Linked DNA regions of Mus musculus: regions 2 and 3 are each linked to region 1. A link is a loop called in an ENCODE intact Hi-C map of the cell type or tissue named here. Cell type or tissue: left cerebral cortex. All regions are shown on one strand.

Evidence for each region. Peaks named below come from ENCODE experiments on the same cell type or tissue, not always from the same donor. Only the 100,000 strongest peaks of a DNase experiment are listed, where the experiment ranks them.
Region 2: it touches region 1 in a loop (9-fold over the local background); 3 of 42 quality-filtered maps call a loop at or near these places.
Region 3: it touches region 1 in a loop (4-fold over the local background); 2 of 42 quality-filtered maps call a loop at or near these places.

Annotation. Positions count from the first base shown.
Region 1 is chr13:95,283,967-95,291,966 of GRCm38, reverse strand. No RefSeq gene overlaps it. Among named protein-coding and RNA genes, the nearest start is that of Zbed3, 37 kb to the left of the region's middle. In left cerebral cortex, a CTCF peak has its summit at 4,763 (motif pointing right); DNase peaks (open chromatin) are centred at 1,758 and 4,774.
Region 2 is chr13:94,972,144-94,980,143 of GRCm38, reverse strand. Wdr41 (WD repeat domain 41) reads right to left here and starts at 3,800. Exons shown (of 14, transcript NM_172590.3): 1 at 3,555-3,800; 2 at 1,559-1,674. The coding sequence starts at 3,605. It overlaps Gm41024 (a long non-coding RNA gene), which reads right to left and starts at 1,547. Exons shown (of 2, transcript XR_873814.1): 1 at 1-1,547. In left cerebral cortex, a CTCF peak has its summit at 3,830 (motif pointing left); DNase peaks (open chromatin) are centred at 3,514 and 3,840; H3K4me3 peaks cover 1,580 bases; H3K27ac peaks cover 1,220 bases.
Region 3 is chr13:95,218,154-95,226,153 of GRCm38, reverse strand. It overlaps Pde8b (phosphodiesterase 8B), which reads left to right and starts at 3,062. Exons shown (of 22, transcript NM_001374003.1): 1 at 3,062-3,679. The coding sequence starts at 3,341. In left cerebral cortex, no CTCF peak of the experiment used is centred here; DNase peaks (open chromatin) are centred at 4,074, 4,264, 4,685, 6,410 and 3 more places; H3K4me3 peaks cover 3,552 bases; H3K27ac peaks cover 2,909 bases.

The sequences.
Region 1 (8,000 bases):
GCCACTATGCCTGGCGTAGAATTTCTGACATGAGAATTCTTAAAATGATTCTGTTGTATTGCTTCCTTATGCTTTTCTACACATCCCTTCTGTAGTTCCTGTGGGCATCCTCCTGTTACTGGGTATCTTAAACTGTTACTCATTTCCATTAAGTAAGTAGATATAGACACAGGCACAGACACAGGCACAGACACAGACAGACACAGAGGGTATAGAGAGATAGTGTCTGTAAATTTTTGCTATGAAAATGATTTTGCTCTTTTCTCTTTTTGTCTTTGTTTCGGATGAGTGGTCTCACTATGTTACTCACCCTGGTCTTGAACTCCTGGAGTCAAGCAATCTTTCTACCTCAGCCTCCCAAGTGGCTGGGGGGGGGGGGCTGCCGTCTTCATAAGCTGTCATTTTGTCTCATTTTCTATTCCTGTTTGTTCTTACAGATCATTTTCAGCAGTTTTATTTTGTAGTCACCTATATGTTTCTTTTCTTCCTGAGGCATTACTTTTCAATGAATTTTCAGTTCATTTCGTGGTTTGGCTCTCCAGTGCTTTTCTGGTATAGTTGGGAGTTTTTAGTAAGAGTTTCTTTAAAGCTGGGATGTCCCACGGTGAGGACTGGCTTGTCCTGAGTTGCTGTCGGCTGTGTCTTTATTTTGCCCCTGAGTTCTTCTGCTGGTGCCCTCAGCTGGGCTTGGCATATCTTCCTGACTGTCTTTCAGAGGAAATTCTGCTCTCACGGCATGTAATATCCTACCAATCCAACACTCAAGGCAAATATGACAAACTCTTAGCATCTGTCAGTTCAACCTTCAGCTGAAGAATAAATGGTAAATATTTAAAACGTGCACCGTGGCGAGCTTCGGCAGGCGTATTGTGCTCTCTTTCTATTACTATACCAAATTAACAGAGGCAAACAATTAAAGAAGACGGCAAGTTGAATTTTGGCTCACGGTTCGTAGGGTCAGTCTGTGGTCAGTTTCCTACAGTGTGGGCCTGTGCCAATGCAGTATACCACAACTAGGGTGCAGAGTGAAGAAACTGTTCACGTTACTGAGGCTAAGAGGCAAAAGAGAGTGAGGAGAAAGGTCTGGCTTCTGAGACCTTCTTCCCGGGAACACTTCCATATGACCAGAAGACCACCTAGTAGGCCCTACCTCTCCATGGTTCAAACACCGCGCAGTGTCACAAGGGGCTGTGGACTAAGCCTTTAACATGTGCCTTGCTGGACACTTCTGCAGCCTGCCACATGCAATCACTCACAAAACCTTTATTACATTCAAGGTCTCTTGGTATCACACCTCACACTCCTCTTTTGACCTTGGATAATTACTAATCTGCTTTTATTGATGTGGATGAATTTGCTTTTTCTAGAGTTTTATGTGAATATATAAAGAAAGGGGTGTGTGGCTGCTTTTATTTAGCAGTTTATCAAAGTAAAGGTAGTTTCACATTAAAAAGTATTATTCTCTCTCTCTCTCTTTGTGTGTGTGTGTGTATCTGGCTATGTCTGTGTGTCTTGTGTGTCTGTGTGTCCCACAGCATTAGTGAGGAGATCAGAAGACAACTGTAGGATCCATTGTCTCCTGTCATGTGAATCCTGTAAATCCTGGGAATTAAACTCAGGCCGCCAGGGTTGGCAGCAGGTACCTTTACCCACTTAGCCAGCCAGCCCCAAATAGGGACAGTTTTAAGCACATTGGAACTACTGACAAGCAAGTGTATAATCTATGACTCATAAATGGAGGAATGTGGGAGCCTCTGGAAAGCAGGTGTCAGTCAGCAGAGATTCCCAAATGGAATCTCTCTGTTTTCTCTCCTTTTGTTTCCCCGCCGCTGTGGATCAAGCACAGTGAGTCCACCAGAGTGGTGTCCATGTTTCCCAAGAATCCTCTCTTGTGGAGTCCATTTTGTTCATCTTTGTGACCTTCTGATGTCCTCTAATGACAGCATGTGCATGTTCATTTATGTGCAGGTACACATGAGATGGCTAGAAGACATAGTCAGGGATCATCTTCAAGGATGCCATCTGCCTCTTTTGAGACAGGATCTCTGGCTTGGAGAGCATCACTTATGTGAGACTGACTGGTAGTGAGTCCCAGGGATCTTCCTTCACATCCCAGCCCTGGGATTGCAAGCTCACAGAACCCTGCCTGGCATTTCTACATGGGCTCTGAGGATCAAACTCAGTTTCTCATACCCTTCAAGGCAAGGACTTTATCAACTGAACCATCTCCCCATCCTGATGGCAACCTTTTAGATGACTAAGCACCTATTTAAAGCAAAGGCATCACTAAGAATTCATTAAGGCAATTGGCTCAGTGAGATATCTCAAACACTCATCTGAAGTTGGCTTCAATAGGAGGTAGAGGCTTGGGTTCTGTGAGATAGGTTCTAAGATGTACTGAGTCTATAGGATGGCTGGAAGAAAACAGCATCCTGGGGTATGTAGGGGAGCGGCAATAGGATTATAGAAAGGTCAGATACTGGGATAAAGATCCAAAGAAGATGATGAAGGCCAGATAAAGATGTGTGTGTGTGTGTGTGTGTGTGTGTGTATGTGTGTGTGTGTGTGTGTGTGTGTGTGTGTGTGTGTGTGTGTGTGTGTGTGTGAGAGAGAGAGAGAGAGAGAGAGAGAGAGAGAGAGAGAGAGAGAGAGAGAGAGAGATATTCCATGTAATGGAGTCCTGGCTTCTTCCAGAGGATCTGGCTTTGATTCTCAGCACTTACATGGTGGCTGGCTCCTAGAACTACCTGTAACTCTAGTCTTAGGGGACTTGATGTTCTCTTCTGGCCTTCTAGTGCATCAGGCATGTACATCATACACAGACATATGTGCAGGGACAACACACACACACACACACACACACACACACACACATACACATATATACACATAAAAGGAAAATAAAAAATGTAAAGGTCATTAAAAAAAAAAAAGAATATCCCTGCTGAGAGCAATTCCTAGTCTTTTTGTTTGTTTGTTTTACAAATACATTTCATTTATCCTGTGTGTGCACATACCATAGTGCATATGTTGGAGCCAGAGAACAACACGAACTGTCAGTCCTTTCTGCTATGTGGGTCCAAAGGGTTGAACTTAAGTCGTCGGGTTTGGTGTCAAGCCTTTGATCCACCAAGCCATCTCACCCCCCATAGTTTATTTTTTTCTTCCCAAGACAAAAGGATTCTTACTCTCCAAACCCAGCCGATACCATTATTGCCCTGTGGTCGTCTCTTGATGGCAGGCTGGGAGACCCAGTGTCAGACACAACATTGGTGCTGTGAGACAATGGGCCCGGATATCAAACCAGATGATCTACAAAGAAAGTTTTAAATGCTACCCGTTAGTTATACTCCAAGGAGTCTTTAGGCATGTAAATCTTAGTTACGGCAAGCTGTATTATAAAGGAAATATTTTCACAGAGATAACTCTTTTAATCTATAGCCAATATAGGTCATTAGAGCATACTGCTCAGACTTGGGGCCCATAAGTGCAGGATGCTATGGTGAGATTGGAGTGGAGTCAGGGGAGACGAAGTGAGTGATGAAAGGTTTTGAAAAACAGCCCTTCAGGGAGAAGTCTCCATTAGCTCAGAGGAGAGAGATGTGCGTAGACTGAATATCAGTCTTCACACTATCAAGGGATGCTACGTTATTGACACCGAGTCTCTCTCCTGTGTCCACAGAGGGCAGTATCGAAGGCAGTGAGTTTAAAGTGAGGAGGAAGGGATTGAGGCTGGTCATCTGCCAACCCAGAGGTCAGAGACCTACTCCAAGTACCCAAGAGGCACCAGGGAGCCAGTTCATTCCCAAGACTCCTTTTGATCTCTTTGATTGTTTGCATGTCTAGTTCATGCAGACCTGGCCGTCTACTTACAGTTGTTTGTATTCTTTTATATCTGTAAACTCATGAGCCTGATCCAAAAATGCGAAGCGTTTCTAGGCTTGTGACAAAGAGGACAAAGTACGGCTTCTGTGAAGTTGATTGAAGTGTGGCCTAGCCACATAAGGGCAGTCTCAGCTTTCAGTCCATCTGTGACAATGCTGCTCAGAGAATGGGGTCTGGAGGTAGGGCAGCTGGCAAGATCGTTGTAACTGCTCGGTGACACTTGATATAACCGGGTCACATCTCTGGTGTTGGGGGCAGGTCTTTGATAGACAGCATGTCTTCAGAGGAGTGTGGACAACCCAGAAAGGAACAACCAAGACAGAGAGAAGAACCTAGTGGCTGAGATTAGTTGAAGGAACTGTGTGTTGCCTGGGAGGTGAGGGGGCAGGTGAGAAGCCATTTGCAAATATTTTCAAGGCTGTCAGGTAGAGAAGAGATTAGAATGGTGATTAGAACCGTGCCCAGCAGTGCCAGAGGGCAAGTGTGGGGGCAAGGAGCCCAGGTTGCAGGGACAGAAGGTCATGCTAGAAGGAGGCAATTGGCAATCATTAAAGATCATCAAAAGGATTGCGGTGTCTGGTGACATACAGAATATTTGTGCAGAGATTAAATTTTTAAAAAGTACTGCAGGAAGAATTTCTGAGGTTTTGCTTTTCATCTTGTTGATCAGATAATACTTCTATTTTTTTTTTTTTTTTTTTTTGAGATAGTAATTCAGCCTGAAGCCTAAACTGTCCTTCAACTTCTAATCCTCATGCCTTAGCCTCTCCCAGATACGGGGATCAGAGGCGTTCGCCACCACACTTGGCTCCGGTCTAACTTCATGGGAAGTGATTGCTCCGCCAAAGTATTCAGAGAGGTGCGCCTTGCAGTCTAAGCCACTAGAGGGACTCAGGGCAGCAGCATTGCAGGGCCAGCATCCTCTCAGGGAACTTGCAATGGTTACTAGCCCTGCTTTGGTCTCCACAGTTCTGTGGCTTGCCCTATCTTCCTTGTAAACCTTGCCGGAATGAAAAGAGCTTATTAAATTCATCAGCTTCCTAGAGGCCTCTGTACATGACAGGCAGTCACTGTTGTTTACCATCTATTTAAACTTCCATTTATACATTTAACAGGGCTCTTCTAAAAAGTTCAGGTACTAAAATAACCAAAAAAAAAAAAAAAAAAAAAAAAAAAAAAAAAGAAAGAAAGAAAGAAAGAAAGAAAGAAAGAAAAAGAAAACGTGAATTCAGCAAATATAAAAAATTCCAAGCATTTAAGCACGACTTTATACATTCCTTTACATGTGTGGATATATACATGTGTATATATATATATATATATATATATATATATATATATATATATATATATATATATATATACTCAAATGCTATAACTGTCCTAAAGGCAGAAAGGCACAAGTGAATCTCGAGGACACCACTCACATGAGGTAAGCGGTGGTGGGTATGGCTGTGCAGTTGAGATGACACCAGAGTAAAATATTGAAAGTGCCACCTGCTTTCTTCTCAGTGCTCACAGTAAAATGCTGGAGGACAGGAGTGGCAGGGAGAAGCTGACAAGCAATGAAAGGCAGCAGAACTTCATGATTTTGAAAATCCTCAGAAGGAAGGATGTAACATTGGGAACTTATGCTGGAGGCTGGACAGATGACTCCACGGCTCAGAGCGGGCGCGACCTTTACAGGGGATGAGAGCTGGGGTCCTGGTATCTGCTTCCCTTGGCTTACAGCATCCTCTATTCAAGCCCCAGGAATCTGACCTCTTCCGGAGCCCCTGTGGGTACGTAACTCATGCACACAAATGCACACACAGTTAAAATTAACAATAAAGTCAGGCATGGTGGTGCACACTTTTACTCCCAGCACTCTGAAGGCAGAGGCAAGGAGAGCTCTGTGAGTTCTAGGCCAGTCTGGTCTACATAGTAAATTCCAGGACAGCCAAGTCTATGTAGAGAGAGACCCTGTCTCAAACCAACCAAATTAAAAGAGAAAAAACTTTTTTAAAAAAAATTACATTGGAGCATTTAATGCATATGAATTCTGGCCCAGAGTGGGAAAAACACCCCAATGGACATTGTACAAATTTTGTTAATACTGCAGGGAGTTTAGGCATATGCAAGCCCCTCCCAAGACACCAGGGATAAAGCTCACAGATCCTGTCCAGTGATGATGTCATTTGGAAGCTTAATGGAGCTGGCTTCAACCTCTCAGCAGGAATCTAGGTAGATAAAGGTTCAACTCAAAATGAGCAGTGGTCACAGCTTTTATGTGAAAGGAAATTTGTGGGAAACCCACAACATATTTGAGAAAATCATTTCTGCAAAAACATCATCAAACTGAAATGGATGGAATGGGCACAAAGCGATAAGGTAGTTCTCAAAAATGTACCAGTGGAAGCAGATTCCTTAAAACAGGACAATCCATGGCCTGGAGAAATGGCTCAGTGGTTAAGAGCACTGACTACTCTTCCAGAGGTCCTGAGTTCAATTCCCAGCAACCACATGGCGACTCACAACCATCTGTAATAGGATCTGGTGACCTCTTCTGGTGTTGTCTGAAGATAGCTACAGAATACTCATATATTAAATAATTATTTTTTTAAAGTTATAAAAAAGGAAGATCCAGAGGGTGTAACCAACCTAGCCTGGAGGTTTATGCTCTGAAATTATTACATCCTTATAATCTACCATGGAATTCTGGAAGAAGCCATTATGTTGCAGGCTTTAAGATTGGCAATTTTTTAAAAATCTATTTCCATTGTTAGACAAGGTCTTACAGTGTAACCCAGGATGGTCTAGAACTTGCAGTCTTCCTGTGGGCCAGCATTACAGACATGTCCCACCACAATGGCTAGCAACTCTCTTTTCATTCTCTCTTTAAAATGGGCATTTCTATATCTGTTTAACTGAAATTGTTCCTTCATGGAGTTAGGAGACACATGACTTGTCTTTAGTTTTATTAGACTGAGGAAGTACATCCAAGGGGCCTCATCCACAGCTGGACCTTGTTCGTATGATGTTGTTGTGAACTCAGCCGAACAGGTTGTGCATGCTGTGAGATTCTTGAATTCCTTAGGAGAGAGGGAATATTTTCTGAAGGCAGGAAGGATACAGGTCAATGGTGGCCAGAGGATAAGCTGTGATGGACTTCTACCGAGAACCCTGGTATCTTCATTCTCTGGTTTCACCCCTGAATGCTTTCTTCCTCTTGTGTGTGGAGGGGACTCATGACTGGCTTCTTACAAGTCAAGTTTGGCTTGGGACAAGTATGGCTGCCTGTGTGTGATTACATAAGGCCTGGCCCCATCTTTCCAGGGTGTCCTTGTTGACTGGGCTTGTAGGAGCATCTACCATGTTGTTAACCGTGATGTGAAAAGTGCTACCCAGTGAAAGGCCTATGGCAACTTCCAACAGACAACAGGGAAATGAGGTTCTCAGACTGACATCATGCAGGAATTGAATGTTCTAAGCCACAGGAGCTTGGGATCAGAGGTGACCTCAGCAAAAAGTGAAGCATACAGGTGATGTGAGAAGGGATGCAAACAGTGGACTAACACTCAAGGAATCCAGTCCAGAACTGTGCAAAGATGCATTGAAGCTTAGGTTAGCTTGTTCTGCTTTTGGCCCTATTAGTAAGGGTCTGACACAGAAGTGGGGTTTTCCATGATGGACCTAAGCACACTGACCTGCCTGGCCTTGGGAGTCAGTCTAAAAGAGAATCTGGGGCATAGTAACTAACAGTCCAGATGTCCATCTGTCCTACAAAGAGACCCAACTGACCAGAAATGAGTATTAACTAAAATGATGAATCCAGTATGGTATTAGTTTTGTTTGCAGTTTCTTTGATCAGTCTGCTTTAATAGAGAAAGGGTTTATTTAGCTAAAATTCTAAGTTATAGCCCATCACTGTGGGACAGTCAAGGAAGAATGTCCTGACAGCCACTCATATTCACAGTCAAAAGCAGAAAGAGGACGAAGTGCATACATGCATGCATGCAACTTATCTCATCTTCTTCACTCTTATACAGCTGAGGACCCAAGCCAAGGGAATGGTGCTACCCACGGTGGGCTGGGTATTCCACCAACCAACCCAACCAATACAATCCATCACAGAT
Region 2 (8,000 bases), 310 kb after region 1:
AGCAGCAAACATGACACAAGCAGAGACATCCAAGTGTCAAGCTCTGGGATTTGTCCCATGGTATCACAACTGCACATCATGGTGAGAGCACTGTGGGGGTGGAGGGGGGAAGGGGCCACCTCACCTCACCCAGGCTGCCACCCTGCCCCCAATCTCCCCTCACCCAGACCACCATGCTGTCCCCAATCTTCCCTTACCCAGACCACCACCCTGCCCCCAATCTCACCTCACCCAGCAACATACTAGGATTAAATATGACACATGAAACCTTATGTTACCTAGAATACCTACCTTTGCAGAAATGCTACGTCCCACTGAAACGGTCATTTAAAAAGATAAATATTAAACTTTTAAGGATTTAGTGAGAACAAATGTTAACCAAAGGCCTGAAGCTTATAAGGGTTACACATACATGCTGTGACTCGGTTGTCTTCCAGCACAATGAGAAAACAGTGTAATCTGGCTAGTAACAAGTGGAGACATGGTGGGTAAGTATTTTATTGGTCTTGATCCTAAGTTCCTAGAAAAAGGGTACCTCTGAACCCCTGACATTTCCTTAGTAACAGCAGTGTTTGAAGTGAGGGGGATGCTGTGAAGAACTCTGTTTATCTTGGAAATATGTCCTAGCTGCACGTGGGTCAGAAATAAACTATACATAATAAACAAGAACGCCCCAGCCAACAGACATCAAGAGCAGGAAACTTAAAGGTCATCACAGCTGTAGTCACTCATGAGCTCGGGGGGGAAAAAAAAAATGCAGCACAGTCAAGCGAGGAACTGGCAGGGACTGCAGAGCCACCTCAGGGGGGGGCTACAGCTCCTGTGCACCATGTGACAACCACCTGCCGACACAGGCCCCGTGTTAAGTCACTGTGCTAAGTACTGGGAGTAATGCTAATAAAATAGTAAGAACAAAGCCCCCACTCAGGGCCTTTGAGGTCAGATTAGGAAGTCACACCATCAGTGCTGTGACAGCAGCTAATCTGCCTAGGGATAAGCTAAGTGCCCTCAGACCTCACCACCTTTGTCCCTGCTCGCACACATGCTAGCCAGGTACCGGAGAATAATATGTAAGCTTTAAAGAGGTATATCAACGACAGAAATTCAGATTAAAGCCTTACTTTACTTTCTACTCAAAACAGCATATTCTAGCGGGTATCTAATATTAAATTAAACTCCATACATATTTGATTCTCAGATTTGACAGCTACAACTCAATCTTAAAGTCATTTGCTTCTTCTAAGGTAGTAAGAATATTTCTAAAACCTCATGACAATTTTTTCCAAAACATCAAAGAAAAAAAAAAGCAAACAAATGTAATTGTCAAGACAACCAGACTCTGACAAGGTGACATGGATTTCAAAGGATTTAAACATGTTACCATCAGGGTTCAAAGTCCATTCCAACTGAATATTAAATGCTACAATTTTCAGTTGGTTATATTTCAGGATTCTGAAAGTTTTTACAAAAGATAATTTAAGTTTGAAGTTGTTTTAAACATAAAATGCTCTAAATCGTCTTTGTCAGCATTGACCACTGGGCAGAGTAAGCCTCTTACCTGAAGTCATCGAGCCTCACCAGGAAGCGGACAATGTCGCGATGAGCCTCCAGTACCAGCAGTTCAGTATAGGGGTTCTGACCTTGGTCCTCTCCTATTGTCTGCAAAGCAGCTTTCTTGTAATGAAAAAAAAAAAAACCCACAAAACACAAAACATAAGCATAAAATGATTTTAACTGCACAGTATCCATGCAAGAACAAAAGCTTTTAGAAGCCACAAGATATTATGTTCTAATGCTAATACATACCAGTTCTACATGGAAGTATTTCTCTTATCAAAACCTTTGGTGTTTTCAAACCACAATAAACTTGTAAAGAGTAAACTTTATTTTGTTGAGTCTCAATAAACCCGACTTTAAAACTACTGGGCCAATCAACTCAACTGTTGTTTCTCAATCAAAGTTTGTTAGGACCAAGGAGCTAGCTCAGCAGGTAAAGGCACTTGTCACTAAGTCTGATGACCTGAGCTCCGTCCCGGGGACCCTCATGATGGAAGGAAAGGAACTGACCCCTACAAGCTATCATGTACATTCTCTCTCACACACATTCACATACTCTCTCACACATACACGCATACTTACACACATGCAAACACAATGCTTTCAGACAGACATATGCAAACACAGATGCATACACTCAAACATTCAACATGTGCACTCCCACACAGAAACACACGCATAAACACACATAAACACACACACACACACGCTTTGTTAGAAACAAAGCTGCAGACTAAATGAATCAAATACAGACAAACGCAGCCCACTGCAAGCACTCAGATGTCTGCTTTAATGATTAAATGTAGTAGTGAAAGCAGACTCATGTGTCCTCTGGGCGACAAGACTGGGGGACAGGTCCTGCATGCAGAGTCCTCCAGAAGGCAGCACAGCAGCCTGTGCTAACGACACACACCTCGTAACTTAACTCTACAGGGGAAGTCTCAATTGGCCCCCTTTCTGGAGGCAAATTCAGTACAATTTCACCATAAGAAGCTTTGTTCTTAACCAAGGTTTCTTAAGTCTGACAAGCGAGTTTGGACTACGTTAAGTTTCTGTTCCTGAGACCTCTCCTGGGTGTTAGGATAGACAGCAGCATCCTTCTTCTATACACAGTGCCCCCATCACACCTACCCATGGCCAACAGTAGACACTGTACTATCCTCTGGGGACAAGATTACCCCAGGACTGAGAATCACTTAGACTGGAAGGCTGACTGTAATTCATAAGTAATGTTCTCTCATTCATTAGGAAAAATCACCAGCTCTTATAGTGTACATATTCAAGGCAGTTACACAATTGAAGTACTTTTGTGTGGAAAAGAAAACGTAAGATCCAGCATGCTATCCCATGGTGATGGTTTTGCATTTATCTGGTCTCTTTTCTAGCTGTCACTCAATTATGTGAGAGTTTTACCAGGTATGACAGAACTGAATAAAATAGTGTATTCACTAAATAAGCAAATAGTCAAATATATGTTATGTGTCCATTCAATAATCCACAATTCTTCCATAACCCTAAGGACTTCAAATTATATAAAATAAGTGATTTAAAAAAATCACGTGTCAATGTCAAAGCTATGAGGAAGTTAAAACTGCCAAGTTTGCAATAATCCAAACTGTAAAATGCTTCCTATAAGGAAGGAAGTGTAACACAAATTGTTGTGTGGCACATGAAGTAAATTTCAGATGTCAACATTTTTAAGGTGACAAAATTATTTTTTCAATGTGACGATGAGACCATACATGTACTAAATAAACAGAAATCATTTTCTCACTTAGCTTCTCGGAAAGCAACTAGTTAAATTTACGTTCCTTAAGCAAATTCGAGTCCCGGCTGAGAAGACTTATCGGTTCAAATAAATCAAGAGTGGCAGTCACTCCTGCTGGTTTGTAGTTAAGTCCCAGTTTCTTAGCAGAGGCCAGGTGGCCCTGAGCAGCCGCTTCCGGCGCTCGCCGCAGGCCCCGCCCCGGCCCCGCCCCCGGGCCCCCGCGCATTACCTCGGCTAGGCCCTGCGGCTCGCGGCCTCCTCCGATCAGCCAGCGCAGCATCGGGCCGGGGCGTCCGCGGCCCACGGAGCGAGGGCCGCCGCGGCGCAGGTGCTGGGGCTGCGGCCGAGTGAGCCTGGGGCGAGGCAGCGGGAAAACAGAAGTCTCGTTGGGGCGCCCGCACTGAAGGCCGCGACGGCGGAGGCGGAGGTTCCGCGTCCCCAGTGAGCACGCGCGTGGGCGCCGCGCGGTTGGCGCAAGAGCTCAGGTCGCTCGGGCGCCCCCTAGTGGGCGTGCGCTGCGGCCATGTCGCCGCAGGACCAGCGCTTGTCTAAATCCTGTGTAGCTACGGCGCCCCTTAAACACACTAGCAAGTCTCCTGGTTTCCCAACAGCCAGATGGAGAGGGTGTGCCTGCAGTAGACTTCTGCTCCTGGACGAATCTAGTGGCGTTCTTGTACACCAAGCAGCCAACATTGTGTGCCACAGAATAAGGACTGTACCAAACCCTAACGCCTCCCTTTTTACAGACCAAGAAACTGACCCGCTTAAAGATTAAGTAATGTGTCTAAAGATAAAAGCCAGCAGGTGGCCATGATGGAATTAAGACTTGCTCGGTAAACTTCAAAACCGGTTCTTACACATTGCCTGGACTGTCTTCCAAAGCAGGAAGTATAAAGCGAAGGAATCCGTTCCCTGGCTGTGCTGCTGAAACATGGAGCGACATTTCTAGCTCCAAACATTCTATGTCAGCCTCTAAATTTTCTTAATAGTTACACGACTGGTTATACAACCTGGCTTCGTATCAAAAATTACCTGGACACTTTTGAAAATGTAGACTAGGAAAAGCAATCTCTAGTTGGCACATAGAAATCAAAGTTTGAGGGGACTAATATCCAATATATATATAAAAAACCCAAGAAGGTAGACTCCAGAAAATCAAATAACCCCATTAAAAATGGGGCTCAAAGCTAAACAAAGAATTCTCATCTGAGGAATACCGAATGGCTGAGAAGCACCTGAAAAAAATGTTCAACATCCTTAATCATCAGGGAAATGCAAATCAAAACAACCCTGAGATTCCACCTCTCAACAGTCAGAATGGCTAAGATCAGGTGACAGCAGATGCTGGTGAGGATGTGGAGAAAGAGGAACACTCCTCCATTGTTGGTGGGATTGCAAGCTTGTACAACCACTCTGGAAATCAGTCTGGCAGTTCCTCAGAAAATTGGACATGGTACTATCGGAGGATCCCACAGTACCTCTCCTGGCCATATATCCAGAAGATGTTCCAACTAGTAAGAAAGATACATGCTCCACTATGTTCATAGCAGCCTTATTTATAATAGCCAGAAGCTGGAAAGAACCCAGATGCCCCTCAACAGAGGAATGGATACAAAAAATGTGGTACATTTACACAATGGAGTACTACTCAGCTATTAAAAAGAATGAATTTATGAAATTCCTAGGCAAATGGATGGATCTGGAGGGCATTATCCTGAGTGAAGTAACTCAATCACAAAAGAACTCAAATGATATGTACTCACTGATAAGTGGATCTTAGCCTAGAAACTTAGAATACCCAAGATATAAGTTACAATTTGCAAAACACATGAAACTCAAGAACAATGAAGACCAAAGTGTGGACACTTTGCCCCTTCTTAGAATTGGGAACAAAATACCCATGGAAGGAGTTACAGAGACACAGTTTGGAGCTGAGACGAAAGGATGGACCATCTAGAGACTGCCATATCCAGGGATCCATCCCAAAATCAGCCTCCAAACGCTGACACCATTTCATACACTAGCAAGATTTTGCTGAAAGGACCCAGATAGAGCTGTCTCTTGTGTGACTATGCCAGGGCCTAGCAAACACAGAAGTGGATGCTCAGGGTCAGCTATTGGATGGAGCACAGGGCCCCCAATGGAGGAGCTAGAGAAAGTAACCAAGGAGCTAAAGGGATCTGCAACCCTATAGGTTGATCAACAATATGAACTACCCAGTACCCCCCAGAGCTCCTGTCTCTAGCTGCATATGTAGCAGAAGATGGCCTAGTCGGCCATCAGTGGAAAGAGAGGCCCATTGGTCGTGCAAACTTTATCTGTCTCAGTACAGGGGAAGGCCAGGGCCAAGAAGTGGGAGTGGGTGGGTGGGGGAGTGGATGGGGGAGCATGTGGGGGACTTTTGGGATAGCATTGGAAATGTAAATGAAATAAATACCTAATTAAAAAAAAAAAGAAATCAAAGTTTGGAGTGCGTTCATTGGAGTAGCAAGACCTGAGAATTACTGTTCTAACATTGTAAATTACAAATGTATTTGTAAAAGTTCTCACGTGTGCTTGTATATGTATTTATTAGGCTCAAAGGAGGCTACCTGCAGGGATGTCCCATCCAGTGAATCAATATATAGGATATGGACATACCAAGTAAGATGCAATAAAGAATCACAAAAAGTACTGCCTTCTAGGGACAAAGCAGAAAAGGCTCAGGCAAAAATGAGACTGGGCTACGTGTTCTACTCAGGAGATACTTGATGTGTGTGCGTTCAAGTTGCCAGGACTCTGGGAGCTGATGTGACCATTCATATTCATTCTGAGTGCACTGTGCAAGAGAACACTCCCAAACTCTGTTGCTTTCTGCATCTCTGTGACCCAAAGAAACAACCTAAGGGGAGGGAAAGCCTGTTGAGCTCATGGTTTCAAAGGTGTCAGTCCATCACGGTGGGGAGGGAGGGCACAGTAGAGCACAGCAGCTTCAGCAAAGCAGGCCAGGAAGCAGCACCCAGCTGCTGCCTCTCTCCTGTTCCCCATCATCCAGCACAGGTCCCGGCCCACGGATGGTGATATACCCAGAGGGAAGGCAGATTTCGCTCCGCAGTTATTTCTCTCTAGAAACATTCTCAAAGATGTGCCTAGAAGAATACCTGTCTCTCTTATGTCGTTGTAAATCCAGTCAAGATGACAATTAGGATTGGCAATCATATACTATGTGCATCAAGGGAAGGTTGTATACCCAACAACCCAGTGCAATGAAAAGGACAGAAGAAAGTGAGCATAGCCCCCGGGGGGAAAAGAAGTCTTGCATTCAGTAAAAGGAAGTCCCAAACATCAGCGTTTCAGTTCTAGGAATACCTTCAAACGAGGCAGCATGGTTGTCTACACAGCTGAAGTATCCTGATGTTGCAGTTTCTCCAAGGGCCTGTCCACTTCCACATGAGTCAAATCTCAGGACATTCTGCCTGCCCTCGAGAACATTGAAGAGGATGAATGCTCCCTCCTTCATGGGGAAGGAACTCTATAAAAGATTTGCTCCGTGATGTCTGGGAAGTCAGAGGAGTAGGACTCACCAGGAACTCACCCCTCTACCTAGGGAACAATTATGACAGCGGAGACATTCGGAAGGCGCTATTAGGAATTCCACAGTCTGTTTAAAGCTCTTGTCTTCCAGGAGAAAAGTGGCCCCAGCAGAGGCCAGCCACTGAGGCTTCCATTGGAAGCAGCAGCAGTATCTTTCTCTATTTCCCGTTCTTCCCACTGAAGAGGCAGATATTTAGGGACTCGGATATATCAAGGCAACCATACACATGAGGGAATTTAGGGAAAGTTTACCACATATCCCCAAGGAAAGTACAGACTCAGAAAAGACCCAAGAAAGCCTTAAGCTTTTCCCTCAGGTTCGTCCCAGGAATAGAGACAAACTTCAGCAGTGATTTCCAAATGAGCTAACATAAAATTCAGATGTCCAGTTTCAACCAAAACTAAAACTCAGAAGCATGTAAAGAAACAGGAAGGTGCAGACTATTACAGGAACAAATCTGGCTGAGTAGACAGCTCTGCCAGGAAAGGGTTTGCTCTGCAAGCCTTGAGACTTTGGTGTGATTCCCAGAACTTATGTTGGGGGGGGGCAAGTGCAGTGGCATGTATTGGGATCCCCGTACCTGGGGAGCCAAAGGCAGACCAATGCCAGGGACTCCTTGATTCTGCCTATGTTGCAAGTTCCAAGTATGTAAGAGACCCTGGTAAAAACAAGCAAGCAAACAAACAAGACAACAACAACAACAACAACAAAAGTCAAGGTAGATGGAGCCTGAAGAACAATACCTGAGGTTGTATTTATACATACATGTGCACACATGTACACATCAGAAACACATACACCAGTGACACATGATAGAATGAGAGAACACTAGAATGCTCCTGTGGGGCAGACAGGTGCTTACTGTGGCACTTAGGAACACAGCTGAAAATGTTAAGAAGAAATCAAAGGAAATTCTGGAGCAGAAAAATAAATGGAAAGAAATCACCGCAAGAATTCAAGAGTGGAGTTGAGCAGACTGAACACAAACTAGTAGGAGCTAGGATTGATTAAACTGATTTGATGTGAAGAATGAAGAAAAGGAAAGAGAGTTCATAGAATGTAAGGGACCTGTAGATCAACAAGCAAACCAGCATAAGAATG
Region 3 (8,000 bases), 66 kb after region 1:
CATCTGGCCCCCAGGAGGAACACTGTTTGAACCCCGAAGTTCTGTAAGGCTGATCAGTTGATTAAATGTTTGGTTATCTAAAGATCAATCAGGTGGCTTTGGCTATTTTAACCTTTGTGGTTAAAAAGGATTCAAAATGTATTAATCACATTTTCTGCTACCTTGAGAGGAATTCTGGGAGATTCATCTCATTTTAGATTTGGAATGGACCTTAATTCTTCAAGATCCTGCAGTGCTCTGGGTCATAATTTTGCAGTAAGTGCTTATTTAATATCATTATAAAACATAGAAGCCACTCTGTTGACCTTGGACATTAGATAAGTTTTTTGTTTCTTTTTAAGTTTTTTTTTTTTTTTTTTAAATTCAGTTAGCTTTCTTTCCATTTGCTTCTGGGACATTTTTGCTAAAATTTTCTCACTTTAATTAATTTCTTTTTTGAATGTCGGGTTTCCTGACCTTATTTTACAACTTGGGCCTAAAGAAGCACTGCAGTGTCTGTGTGTAAGGAGACTGCTGTTACCCTGGGTGGCACTGGTGTCCTTGCGAGGAAGTCAGTTCTTCATGAGGCCAACACTCAGGGCTCAGAACTTAGCTGGGGAAATGACTTCAGACTCCCATTTCTTCTCCATCTATACACTCCTGTAAGTTTCAGTGATTAGCTCAGATACGTCCTTGTCATGGGGGCAAGTCACACGTTCCCACTGAGAACACTTGGAAATTATAGGGACAGATATTTTCTTTTCTTTTACCTAGCCAGACTTGGAGGTGGAAGTTGTGGTTGCTTTGAAAATGGATTGTAAAAATGGATATCTAGATTACTTTTCCCTCTGTCTCCTATCCAAAGGAGAAGTCACATTCAACCAACATGAAATGTTCTATTAACCTGCTAACTCTGTCTGGTCACTCACTAGCTACATTAAGGTCATACCCCCGGGGCTTACTCATTTTTAAAAATGTATAAGTTCAACCTAAATTTGTTTCTGGATGTCTGCAGCATGATTCATCTCCTAATCTCCCCACCAGAAGAGAGAGTGTAATTTGTGTTTTTATCATAGTCTTGTCTTCTGAAGCAGTCCCCGGGACTTTTTTCTTCCATGAGGGGCTCCATCGAGTGATTCCTTGAGGATGCCCTGAACATGGCTGTGGCATGAGAATTATGTGACACTTAGTTTCCTGACAGATGATGCCTGAAATGGGTGTGAATGATTACATTTGTGCACCTGGAGCTGAGATGGAGATTTGGGGGAGGGGGACTTTCTTGTAATTTAGCTTATCCCTTAGTGATTCACTGGAAGGAAGGCAGAGAGTAGCCATCAGACATAGGTTTAAGTAAATGATCGTTCCTGGGTAATGGTGGCATTCTTAACTGTATGAGGGCCAACCAACATGCAAGGGTACTGTGGGGAAGCAGTCATGTGAAGGAAGAAGGGCTCTGAGTTACACCTCCACTGCTGGGCATGCCCTTCCATAAGTAGTAAGTCGGGGAGTGCCTTAGCTAATGAGGTCTGCCTCATCCAAGATCACTGACACAGTTGGTAGGAACACCTGATCACCATCTCACTTTCTCCCTTGGGTCACTGTGGGTGTGGCAGAAATTACTGAAGATTAACTGAAGATGAACTCTTTTGTGTCATTAAAGTGAAGAAGAAAGTTACAGCTAACCTGGGATCAAACAAAAGTAGAATAAGCTCCATTCTGTTCCCTTCTCTCTAGCTGAACTTGAAATATGGTGGTGTTTCTGTTCAGAGATGGGAATCGTACCCGGTAGGCCAAGCTGGCCTAGAACTCATGAAGATCAGACTGGCCTCAGCCTCCCAATTCTTAGAACTATAGATGTAAACTCTCATCCCCAGAGTGGATGTCAGAAGTGGAGAGATGTCTCTCATGTTTTGATTTGGCAGTCAGAAGACATCATCAGACATCTTCCTCTGACAACTCTGAGTTGATGGGATGAGGGTGGGGTGGGGAGAGGAGGAGACTAATGACATAGTTTTGAACTGGATACTTTGTATTTTGCGTTGAAATTTATCCTTGTAGAACTCTAAGTGAAGCCCTTATTCGGACCATCTCACTTTCTCCCTTGGGCCACTGTGGTTGTGGCAGAAATTACTGAAGGAGACCTTAAGTAGGCAAGTGGTGCCTGGGGACCTGGGACATGGATTTCCACCTTATGTCACACAGCAGAATTGCTTCTCTAGCAGTGTGGCCTTCACTGAGGGGGCTGAGGGAGGTCCCCAGGAGGAAGAAGAAAAGTGGGAGGCTGGGTTAGTGACACCCAGAGAAGAACTTAAGATTTGGGGGTTGGGGGGAGAAAAACCAAACCAAACCAGCAAACAAAATGACTGCAACAGACAAGTGAACAGAAAACCACATGCAGACAGCTTGGATCTTCCACGGAAATAAGGATTGTATTCCCCTGTGGGATAGCCCATCTCTTGGCATGCACTTCTGAAGGATTTGCAGACAGGGAATGGGTTTTTTTTCCAAAGGTTGGGCCACCACCCAGCTGAATTCTAGAATTAGTATGTGGGGGAAGGTGGGTGCTGGTGAGCTATGCAAGAATTGGGTCTCTTAACTCCTCAAGTGTGTTGACAACCAAGTCAATGGGCTTGGTGGGCCTGAGCTATGTGCTTCTTGCTGTTTGGATAGGGCATTCTGTTTTTGAGAAGATACTTACCCCGAAGGTCTACCCAGCTATTCTTGGCCTGGAGCAGGGCTAGTGCAGACTAGGGGGAGAGGGGCTAGAGCAGTAGGGGGCCCTGTGGATAAGGAGCTCCCCAAGGGACAAGGCCTCTGGACAGCCAAGAACCGGAGGGCACCTAGGCGTGCTGCCAGGCACTGCGCGGCAGGGAGAAGAGTGCAGTGGGGTGGCCCTTGGGGACCCAGAGGAGGACCGACACTGGGAGGGGACGTGCAAGGACTGAAAGTGGGAAGACTGAGCCGGCCGGCGGGCGGGCGCCCTGGCCGGAGTGTGGGGAGCTGGGCGGCGCGGGCCGAGGCGCGGGCGGAGCAGAGGGCGGAGGCGCGGGGCGCGCGTTTGGGGCGCTGCGGCGGGGAGGGTGGCGGCCGCTGGGGCGCGCGGGCCGTGTGTGCGCGCTCTGCCGCTCCGGGAGGAAGATGGCCCGGGAGGGAAAGTTGGGGTGACGCGCGCTGCCCCCGGACGCTCGCCAGGGGGCACGGAGGCGAGCCCGACAGAGCGGTGGCCACCCAGACTGGGGGGCGCGCAGTCTGGGCACCACCGTCACCACGCCCGCCCCCTCACTGCAGGTGGCCGTGGGAGCTCCGAGTCCGGGTGGCCCGGGGGCGCGGGCGGGCGCGCGCGGGGGAGCCCGGCTGAGGGATGGGCTGCGCCCCCAGCATCCATGTCTCGCAGAGCGGTGTGATCTACTGCCGGGACTCGGATGAGTCCAACTCGCCCCGCCAGACCAGCAGCGTGTCGCAGGGCCCCACGGCGCCCCTGCACGGCCTCTTCGTGCAGACCGACGCCGCCGACGCCATGCCCCCGAGTCGCGCGGCGGGACCCCCGGGCGCTGTCCGAGTCCGCAGATCCCGGGCTGAACTGGGCAGCGGCAGCAGCACGGGGTCCTCGGGCCCCGCCACGACCACCTGCCGGGGCCGGAGGCGCCACTGCTGCAGCAGCGCCGAGGCCGAGACCCAGACTAGCTACACCAGCGTCAAGGTAAATCCTGGCTGTTGGGGGGTTATCCGTCGGGTCTGCCTTAAGTGGGGGGCTCGTGCGGGAGTTGGACGATCGATTGGGGGAGGGTGTTGCTAAGGCGGAGTTTACTTTTCGGTTTTTTTTTTTTTTTTTTTTTTTTTTTTTTTTTTTTGCTGGTGGTGAGGGCCCAAGGAATTGGAGATGAAAAAGATCCTGGAGGATGCAGGGAAACAAACCTAAGCTGGTCCTGAGGTGGGGACAGGTGCAGAGTGCAGCTCAGCGGAAAGCAGTTGGGGCGCCTGTTTCTTGCTGAGGGAGGGCAGCTGTGGCCCAATGGATGCAGCTGGAGGGATGGGTATGCATCACCAAGAGCATGCGAGTTCCTCTGAATGCAACCTGAGCGCTGAGCTAGGTCTGTATGCAGTGCAGCCTCAGCACCAGGATGCTAGAGCGCCTCAGGTTTAGATTTTTACCTGTAAATCAGCTAGGCTGGATGGAGTTCTCTGCACAGTGGCCCAGTGCAGGGATTTGTGAATGAACTAGGCTGCTTACGTTTGAAGAGCTATAGAAAGGGACTAGGGGAGAGCCAAGTGGAACCTGTTACTATAGTGTTTCTCTGGGATGACTGTATCCTGGACATTATTGAGAGAACCCAGCCAGAGTTTGGAACGCCAGCAGTTCAGGGCAGCTGCCTCAGGATGGTGCTTCTGCATACATGTCTTCCGGGGTGGGTGTGGGTGGTGGGATTGTGAGGATGTGAAATGGATGGTTAAAACAGTCTCTAAATAGTTCCTGATGAAAATCTATTCCAAGATATGTTTTCAAAGTACGATTACATCCGAGAGGATTTCACTGTGTCAGATTAATTGCTTTATAGCAAACCCAAGAGCAATAGCACATCTCATTGTGCAGAGGAAAAATACGTCTTTAAGCTCTTAATGTTAGATACACACAGCTCTTATGTAGTCAGTAGATTACCAGGGACCATTCCATGATTCCTTGACAAAGACACAATTGTATGTCTGGTAGTAAAAATACATTCAACAGTTGGCCCAGTGTGAGGAAGCTCTGGGTCTTCCCTGAACGAAGTGCAGACACACTGGAGGAACAGTAGGGATAGTGGGCTGCCTTTCCATGAACTTCATTTTTGTAAAATGGAATCTCATTTTGCTACATACAACTTAACCAGTGTTTACTAATGGCTGTGACTTTTTCTAGCAATAATTGTGATCACCATTAACATAAAATACCATTTAATACATACCTACTATGTATCAGGAATAAGTTTATTTTCTTACTTTTGAATATTAACAGTGTATCTGAAGAGTAGAGACCTGGATTCAATTAAATATTTGTTACAGAGGGCTGTGGTGGGCACAAAATTTGCTTTTGTTTGCTGCTTTCTGGGTCCCCTGCCAGCAGCAACATAAAGTTACCATTAGAAGAAATTTCAAGGTGCTAAGAAGGCTATATTTAGCAACATTTTTAACGTGAGGTTTTGAAAGGGGATTTGAAGGCCTAAAGCATAGTCAAGAATAGTGGCTGCTCATGAGCTTGCGGTATTTCATTTCGGTTGCTCGAGAGAAACTTATGTATTTTTTCCTTTCATAGGAGCAAGGAACTCATTTTTTAATACCTGGCAACCCCAGCTACTGGGTGTTTGTTTAGTGAACGAAAAAAAAATAATGAATGAGTCTATTTTTCTTCGTCTTAATGCTTTCCTCAAGAGGCTACTTAGAAACCAAATGGAGTAAAAAACTGGTGGAGAAAATGGGTGCCGATTATTAGCAGTTACTATAAACTTGAACAAATCTCGTGCTACTTGGCTTAAGTGTTAAAAGGCTTGACCTGGGGAGGAATTTAAGTCACTTTATCAACAAGATTTCCAAATAAGAGCTTAATTTATTCCAAGTCATTACTAGGAATGTTGGAAGGGAGAGTGATATTTCAGTGATTCCACATGAATATGCATGACATAAACCTCAGAGATTATACACTGAAATTAGATCATGTATATTTATATAAACACTATAGAATGTATTATCACACAATTACCCCCCCCCCAAATACTTAATAGTATCCCATTACCTTCCCACTCAGTGTTCTACGGTTGGTTTCAATTGTAGAGTTCACATCTTCTGTTCTCTTACATGGATGTGATAAGTGTGTAAAAAAAAAAAAATTTCTTTTGCTTTTTAGAATAAGAATTCCTTTTCCCTGAGTGCGTGATAGTTGTCAGGTGTGCGGCTCCTCTTCTCTTTCTGAGTGCTTGGGTAGGAAAAGAAAGTCTTGCCCATTTGGTCCCATTTACAGCACTGGGGTTTTTTTAATGTTTCTTTTTCATTCCTTTTTGTACATCAATGGTAAACAATATCTTCATTATCCAGTTGGCTTCTCGTATTCCCCTGAGTGCAAAAAAAGTGTGTTTGATCTCTGTCTTTTTCTAGCAATAATTTATTTCATTAAGCTTTTAGAATGATGAAGCATTATGATGTCAAACATGATGTCAACAGGAACCTTCTTGAATACCTAATTGGCAAAAAAAGATTATAAACATTAATAATTCATATGCAGTGAAATGATATCACATGAGTTTCCATTTCTGGTAAGGAGTTTGTCTCCCAGTTGCTGTAAAAATTCAACTTCCTAGCAATTCATCTCTCTTTTGCTTGCTTTTCTAAAATAGTACTCTAACGGGAGACTCCTACAGGATGCTCATTCCTGATGCATGGCAGTTCTGTAATTCTTGTTCAGAAATCCTCAGAGGAGACAACTGAACTTCCCTTGGGCAGGAACTAGGAATTCTTACCAATCTTTTCTGGTACCAGCTGTTGCTACTTGGAGCATCCAGGACTGAGAGCCAGTCCTAGTCGTCTTTATTGATGCTACACTCGACATAGGTGAGCTGATTGTGGATGTAGGTGGTGTCATCCAGGGGTGACCAGCCAGATGACTCTGTGCTGAGGGCCAATACCTCTCCTTGTCTACCCACTTCACCATGCTCACATATTCCTTCCACTGATATTTATGCCAACCTCTCCTGTAGATGCTGGGGATTTGGGAAAGATCCATAATGTTTAGTGAGCCAAGCCTACACAGGAGGGTAGATCTCTTCCAAAGGGGCTTAAACCAGTTGTTGATGACTTCCATAGAATTGTTCCATGCCATGCTAGAGCCATTGAGGATAATGCTAGCTGACTGTACATAAAAGGAAGAGAAATATTTATGTGATCACACAGTAAATAATGAGTTTTATTTGGTCGGGGGGGGGGGGGGAGGATTAGAGCTACTTTTTATAGGAGTTCTTGTTTTTCTAAGTCTTGACTCTCAAACAAGAATCACCTGGCCAGCTTGTTAAAGCATACAGTGGGTCTGGGCCCCACCCCTCGAGTGTCTGATTTCATAGGACTTGAGAGGAAACTGGGAACTTGCAGTTTCAGTGAGCTTTTAGGAGATGTCTTGTTGACGATCTGGGGGCCACACTTGGAGAGCCCATCCTTTAAATGAGTGAAGTTGTCCCGTGGCTCAGATAACTTATGTGCGGCCACCTAAAGCAGACTATACTGTCCTGTGGCTGTGGACACAGCTCTCTCTTCATTTTCTGGTGTCAAAGTTGGAATCCTCACAGTTGTCTCCAAAATGTAAGTGGGAAGAGAGCTGGAGCATGTAGCCCACTCAGGTTTCTTGAGATTCAGTTCCCTACAGGACCATCTTGGGCTTGCATGGACCTTGATGGTTGGTCTTCCCATCACACTTCCCTCAGCTGCCTCTGCCATGGAGGACCAGGGCCCTCTGGACTCCCATTGAATGTCAGACAGAACAACTACATGGTCATATCCTCATTCTTGGTGTTCTTGCTATTACCTTCATTATTCTTTTATCTCAAAATGAAGCATAGCGTTTACTAAGCTCAGGCAAGTGCTATAATTGATATTTGTTGGACCTGGGTTTACTTTCTGCCATTGTGTATTTTTACGCAGTTCCTTCCCCCTCATGACACACAAATTAGAGCCAGTGCTGAGAACTGAACTTATAGTGTCTTGTATGTGAGGCAGCCCAAGGGATCCTATTTTAATTTTTCCCTTGATTTGCACTGTAGTTATATTAGTTTTTAAAGGCATCTAGGTTATTCTTCTTTTTAAACTTTCAAATAAGATTTAAAATCAGAGCTGTGCAGTGGTGGTGCACACCTTTAATCCCAGGACTTGGAAGGCAGAGGCAGGGGGTTCTCTGAGTTTGAGGTCAACCTAGTCTACGAAGTGAGTTTCAGGATAGTTATAGCTACACAGAGAAAACATGTCTCAAAAAAAAAAAAAAAACAAAAGCAAAACAAAACAACAGC